Linked DNA regions of Mus musculus: region 2 is linked to region 1. A link is a contact called in ENCODE Hi-C data. All regions are on one chromosome and are shown on one strand. The core of a region is the stretch at or near the end of the contact, and the rest is flanking DNA. Distances in the headings are between cores, read along the strand shown.

Region 1 (3,267 bases), core at 448-2,947:
GGGGTCCCCGGTCGTGCCAAGCCAGGTACGGGAGACCCTTTCGGGGAGCCTCCCGGGGATGCCAACGGGGAGGCGCCCTGCAGGAAGCCATCCTCACAGCTGCCTGGACAGCAGAGGGTAGAGACGGGGAAGCAGTGAGGGGGCGATCCGGCCTTGAGGATCATCTCAGGGCCAGGCCCTAGGACAGCTGCCCGCAGTCCTGCCGCGCGGGGCGATCGGAGTTGCCTTGAGGCCTTTAGGGTCCCACCGAGTTCCTATGTCCCAGAGCCAGGCCCGCAAACTCCCCATGCGCCCCGCCTTGTGGGCCTGAGACCTGTCCCCGAGCTCACTGTCCCTGGGCGCAGATCTCACTGCGGCCGCTGCCGGGATCTGCTCCGGTCACCCCTTCCTCCCTCCGCCCCAGGAGGCCGCCGGGCCTCTGGGCCTCGCGCGAGGCACTTTCTGAGAACTTCCCCAAACCCCGCTCCAGGCAATCCTCCGGGCTGCTGGCTCTCCGGGCCCCGCAGCACAGCGGATAGAAGAGAGCTAAAAGCCCGCCCCGAGGCGCCCTGGGCTCCGGAGGAGTAGCGCTCCGCGTTCAGAAGGGCAGAGAGTGTGGGCGAGCTCGCCGCCGCCTCCCCGGTTGGCGCACCCAACTTCTGGGCGTCCGAGCCCTTTTCCGCGCTTTTAGCCCGCGCCCTCCCGCACGCGCCCCGGGGGCCCCTAAAACTTAGAGAAGTGAAAAGCAGCGGCAGCCCTGGGCTCGAACCCTCCCGGCGCAGAGGCGAGGACGGCGGCAGCCCGCCGAGCCGGGCAGAGAGCCGCGGATGGACGGTGTGCGGGGCCGACGGCTCAACGCCTGCCCCCGGGGCTCGGCGGCGGAGGCCCGGGAGGAGCGGGCGCTAGCGCTGCCTCACCGAAGCTCAGGTTCGCGGGAGCCGGGCGGAGACGCACCGGGAAGCCGCTGGGGCAGGAAGGGATCGATCGACTCACCCGCCGCTCCGCGGGAGCCACAGCTCCGCTCCGCGTCCGCGCAGCTCCGCGCTGGCCCGGACGCCGCCCCGGCTGCCGGCGGCGGGGCAGCCGCTTCTTCGTCGGCCTCCGAGCAGCCGTGCTCCCCCGCGCCTCCGCTACGGCTGCAGCCTGCGTCTTCCACCGCCCCCGCCGCCTCTTCCGTGGCCAGCTTTCTCCGCTTCTTTTGAAGCTGTTGCTGCTTCTCGGCGCCGATCAGTGCCTCCACAGAGAAGGCGTGCGCCTTGAGGCTTAGCATGCTGCACGGTGAGCCCCTCCGCTTCTCCGCCATCCCCGCCTCCCCGAGCCCGCTCGCCCCTCTCTCATATACTCGCGGCTGGGGCGCACGCACGCGCTCGCCCTCCTGGCCCCCCACCAAACGCTCCGCAGCTCCCGATGCCTCCCGAGATCTGTCCCCTTCCTAGCTGCGGGCAAAAACAAATTTGCCGTTTCCTCTTTCTCTGGCGTTGGGATCCGAGGAAGCAGGAACGCGGCCGCCAAGTTTCCTTCCCTCTGTCTCTCCCTCGAGTTCAATGATGCACTTCTTGACTCCCAAACCCTCCACCTCCTCCTGCTGCTCCAAGATCTGCCTCGACTGATGAGCCCGAGAGGACTAACACGGGGAAAAAAAAAACACTCTGCGGACACAAATTAGGGATTGTAATTGAAATTTGTTGCCTTGATCTGTCAGCACTTCAAGGCAGGAGAGCGGTGGGAAGAACTTGCTCATTAGTGTCAATAAAGCGGCGGGGGAGGGTCCTATGGAGCTGTCCATCACCGAAACGGTTTACCAATCAGGAGAATCTAACTCCGCTCAGCCCGCGCCCACTTCCTTACAAGGTCGGAAAATCTCAGACCGAAAAGCGCCGCCATCTGGCTCGTCTCTGCCAGTCTCTAGAAAGCTGAACCCTCTTTTGCTGACACCCGCCAACCCAGTCGCTTCTCAGGCTTTTCTTATCAGGACCAGGAAAGGCTGAGCCTCAGGGTTTAACCGAGAAAAGAGATCCGTAACTAGTAGTATAGAGGATCTTTCAAGGACCCTTAAATCTCCGGTCTCTCATCCCTGTCCATGGGGCTAAGAAGTACATTTGGAGGAGGCAGGAACTTACAGCCAACAGTTTGTTGTTTCTCACTTAAACATTCCTGCATCTATTGATGCCCACTGTATGGAGAGAATGACCACGGGCTTGAATCTTACTCCGAAGATTTTTTTCTTACGTGAGATGAGTTTACGCATATTTGATATTTTTTAGATTTAAAAATTAATCATTGTAATATCTCTCAGACCTTCATATAACCGATTCAGGAAAGGTGTCTCCTTTTATTTAGGACTAATTATTTTAAAACGTAGGTCCTGGGATTTTAATTCTGTTTGTCTTTAATGATATAGGTTTAACTTCAAAACTTCACAAAGTAAACCATGTTTTATGAATTTCTGTATGTTTTTTGAAAGTTCTGTATGTTAAAAGTAGCTTCGTATTCATATTGGTTTTTTTTTTTAATCGGCGTGTTTCTTTAAAATAAATTCAAAAGAAAGCAGAACTCTAGAATTGAACGATCGCAAACATGTATGTGCAGTTCTGTTGTTTAAACTCAACATTTTCTTAGGATTAACAGGATGTGGGTTTGATGGGGATAATAAAAAAAATCACTTGTAGAATAAAATTCACTATGTGCACAAATCTTTAGTATAAAATAGGCCAGGGACGATTCGTTTTGTTTCATTTTGCTTTGCCTCCTTTATTCGATGTTCATTTAAACACTGCAGTCCTAGCTTTCTTCTGGCTTCTCCTCGGCATTCAGGAAAATGGCCTCTGAAAGTACCATCAACCCCGGAAGGAGGGTTTTGTTTTTAAATCATAGATAGAGAAACCTGCAGTTCCTTCAGGACTGGAGTGCTGGGAAGAAATTGAACCAAGCAGCGAGTGCCTAGAGGCGCCTGCAAGGCCTGGGCCAGAAAGGACTTGGTAATATCTTTGCTGTGGATGCAGATTTTTAAATGCCTGAAAAATGCGTTCAATTGGAAGACATTGTTTTATTTGGGGCACTGGGAGCCGGTGTAGCCTACTGGCTTGAAGCTGTCTGGAGAAGCTCTCGCAGACTCATCAGAGTGTAGGGTGATGTGGTATCCTGAATAAGTTCAACCCGGTTAGTGAAGTTTGGCCTAAAGCGGGAGCCAACCAGAAAGCTTGAAGAGGCAGCCTGGAAAGTTCTGGGTTAGTAGGGAGAGTCTAGGACGAAGTCTGTAGAGTTTAAGCAAACAACTCAAGGCCCTGT
Region 2 (3,267 bases), core at 503-3,002, 3.6 Mb after region 1:
TCCTACATTAATTTCCATACCTGTGTGTGTCCTTTTGTGGATCTTGAGGTTCTCTGAACGCGCGAAAACCTTGCCGCAGCCAGGAAACGGGCAGGGAAAAGGCTTTTCGCCTGTGTGCACTCGGATGTGGTTGACCAGTTTGTATTTGGCTTTGAAGGGCTTGCCCTCGCGTGGACACTCCTCCCAGAAGCAGATGTGGTTGCTCTGCTCTGGGCCGCCGACGTGCTCCACCGTGACGTGCGTGACCAGCTCGTGCATGGTGCTGAAAGTTTTGTTGCACGACTTTTTGGGGTTGGCCAGCTGCTCCGGCTCGATCCATTTACAGATAAGCTCTTGCTTGATGGGTTGGCGCATATAGCGGAAGAAGGCTCCAGCCCCGTGATGTGCAGCCATGTTCACGTTCATGGGCCCATAGCCGTGAAGCTGCGGGGCAGCATAGTGCTCGGATCGCGGGCTGGTCACCTGGCCGTACTGTTCCGGCCGTGGGTACATGTCCCCGGAGAAACCTAGCCGCATCTGCCCGTTAACCACGTTGGGCGAAGCGTGGCCAGCCGCCTGCTCGTGAAGCCCAGAAAAAAGGAGGTGGCCCGCGGCGTCCGTATGGCCGTGTGGGCCCCCAAAGCCGCCGGCCGAAGCAGCGAAGAGACTGTGCTGGGCGCTAGCTGCCGCCGCCGCGTCGCCGAAGCCCCGGTTGCGGAACAGAAAGTCCCGGGTAGAATTGAAAGCAGCGCTGGAGTAGGAGCCGACGTGGCCGGGGTGGTGATGGTGGCCCAGGGCCGCAGCAGCGGCGTAGCCCGGAGCCTGCGACGTGAAGGCTGTCTGGCCAGCCGAGGCCAGTTCGTGCGAACTGGGGTTGAGCTTGAAGGCGCCCATGCCGTCGGCGAACGGGTTGATACCCAGGCCCACGTCTCTCTCGGCCACGTCGCCCGCCGAGTGGTGCCGGGATGCACCAAAGGTGGTCACACCAATCGCGGGATACTGGGGTCCGGCGTCCAGGAGCATCGTGGCTGCACGGGGCAAGCCCCGGCCTCCCCCGCCCCCCCCCACCCTCGCCCGCCAAGGAGGGAAGATCAGGAGGAGGAGGAACGGGAGGCGGAGGAAGAGGAGGAAGAAGAGGAGGAGGGAGGGGGAGTCGACCCACCTAACGAAGTCTCAGCCAGCAGGCAACGGCCAGGCGCTAGCCGGCACCCGCCCGGCCAAAGGCAGGCAAGAGAGATGACTGCCGGCCGGTAGAAGGCGGGCTCCAGCGCCAGCCGCTCGAACCGCGCGGGCCGGGCTCTCACTTTCTCGCCGCTCAGTCTCTGCCGAGAGGGCCTCGAATCAAGGCTGCCCGGGGAAAGGCATAGAACATCTCAGCCCCCCAATAAAACTTCTTCCCGGATTTGTGGCATAGAGGAATGTGAACGCCAGAGCCGCCACTGCTCGCCCTGTCTCCTCGCGCAGCGCGCCCCTCCTCACTTCTCCACTAGTCTCAGTCTCTCTCTCTCTCACTCTCTCTCTCTCTCTCTCTCTCTCTCTCTCTCTCTCTCTTCTCTCTCTCTCTCTCTCTCTCTCTCTCTCTCTCTCAGGCTCTCCTCCTCGATCCTTCAACTCTCCCTTTTTCCCCCTCTCTGCTTTTTGAAAAAAAAAAAAAAAGGAGGGGGAGAAAAAAGAAAAGAAAAGGCGCAAATCATGCACAATATTGTCTTTTGCGGTTTATCTTCCTGGGGAGAAACTTTCACCTCCTCAGCCGGGCGGTGAGCGCGAGACTGATAGCAGCAATCATTCCTGCAGATAAATGAATTGAAAGGACGACACCGTCGTCGTCCCCCCCCCCCCCTGATGAATGGGAGCAGGGGGAGGGGTCACGTGCGACCGACGCGGGCGAGGATTGGTGAGGCGGCAATCCCCCCACACACCCCGCCCGGGGCCGCCGCGCCAACGAAGGGCGCGCGGTGGCGCCGCGCGCTGCTCATTGGCCCGCCCGCCTCATCAATCCCAGGTATTGTAAAGCGCTTGACATCCCCTTTTGACTAACAGGGCTGCCAGGAGTAGCAACTTTTTTTTCCCCCCTAGCAAATTTTTTCCCCCTCTTCTCACGGAAGGAAAAAAATGCCACGATTTCTTTTCCCTCTCATCTTCTCTTCTCTTCTCTTCTCTTCTCTTCTCCTCTCCTCTCTCTCTCTCTCTCTCTCTCTCTCTCTCTCTCTCTCTCTCTCTCTCTCTCTCTCTCTCTCTCTCCCTCCTCTCCCTGTCTCTCCCCCTCTCCTTACCTTCCTCCCTCCCTCCCTCATTCCCTCCCTCCCCTTCCTCGCTGCCTCCTACCCCTCCTTCTCTAGGTTTTGCTTCTTGTTCTATGTTCTCCCCCCTCCCCGCCACACACTTTCCTCTCCCTCCTTCTAATGTCCCCCTTTCTCCCCTCCCTCTGTTTCTTTCCCTCCCCACTCCCCTCCCCCCTTGCCTCCCCATCCCTGAGCCACTCTCCTTCAAACCTCTGCAGAGCGTTTAAAGACTGGAGACCCCCGGCGTCTCCGAGAGCAGCAGTTGGGGGGGGACCAGCCGAGAAACACCCCAAAGGCACTTCCAGAATGTCCGGACTCAGCAACTTTCTTTTCTCCCTCCCTCCCCTTCTCCACCCTCCCCCCCCCCCCCCCCCCCCCGGGCAGCAAAGGAAGCTTTTGTTATTTGCTTCTTTTGAAGTTTGCTTCCTTTTTGACGGGCCTCTCTCCTGTTTATAATTTAAGATTCGGGAGCGCGAGGGCAAGCTCTTTCCTAGAAACGTGATTTCTTGGTGTCTTTCACAGCCTCAGTTTTGCAGACTTCCTTCCTGCATGCCCACTCACCCCCAAACACAGGTGGATGGATCTCTTAAACTTTTCCTGGTTCCTGAGGTTTGTCGGATTGGGTTTTGTTTTCTGTTTTTAATGGCAGTTTGGAAACCTTGTTGCCGATCTCCCTCTCCCCTCATTTTTTTTTCCTTTTTTTTCCCCTCCGGTCTGGTCCGTTGTGTGGCTTGCTCCCACCCCCAACTCGCTCACTCTGCCCTCCCATTCCCATCCCAGTCCCTTTCATTCAGGTAAAACTGTAAATTTCCCAACGCGCCATTGTTCCTCTGGATCTCCCAAAGCTCCCTAGAGATCCCGGAATACTTTTTTGGTATTTAAATCCCCGGTAGATAGGACCAATGTAAATTTTGTGACATTCAAACCTTTTCCAGTTCACAAATCAGTCACCCTTGTCACAGTTATTGAAATTCCGCAACTTGCCACAACAAGACGGTGGAAAAAG

What was found. Hi-C counts contacts between places; a loop is a spot of excess contacts on that map.
Region 2: a map of left cerebral cortex shows a loop between it and region 1 (10-fold over the local background). The contact joins the promoter of Zic1 here to the promoter of Tbx18 in region 1. A Hi-C loop is called at or near these places in 5 of 37 maps with a recorded cell type or tissue (ES-E14 and left cerebral cortex).

The regions. Positions count from the first base shown.
Region 1 is chr9:87,729,563-87,732,829 of GRCm38, forward strand. Tbx18 (T-box18) reads right to left here and starts at 1,698. Exons shown (of 8, transcript NM_023814.4): 1 at 973-1,698; 2 at 1-103. The coding sequence starts at 1,282.
Region 2 is chr9:91,364,016-91,367,282 of GRCm38, forward strand. Zic1 (zinc finger protein of the cerebellum 1) reads right to left here and starts at 1,753. Exons shown (of 3, transcript NM_009573.4): 1 at 21-1,753. The coding sequence starts at 1,002. It also overlaps a transcript of Zic4 not described here.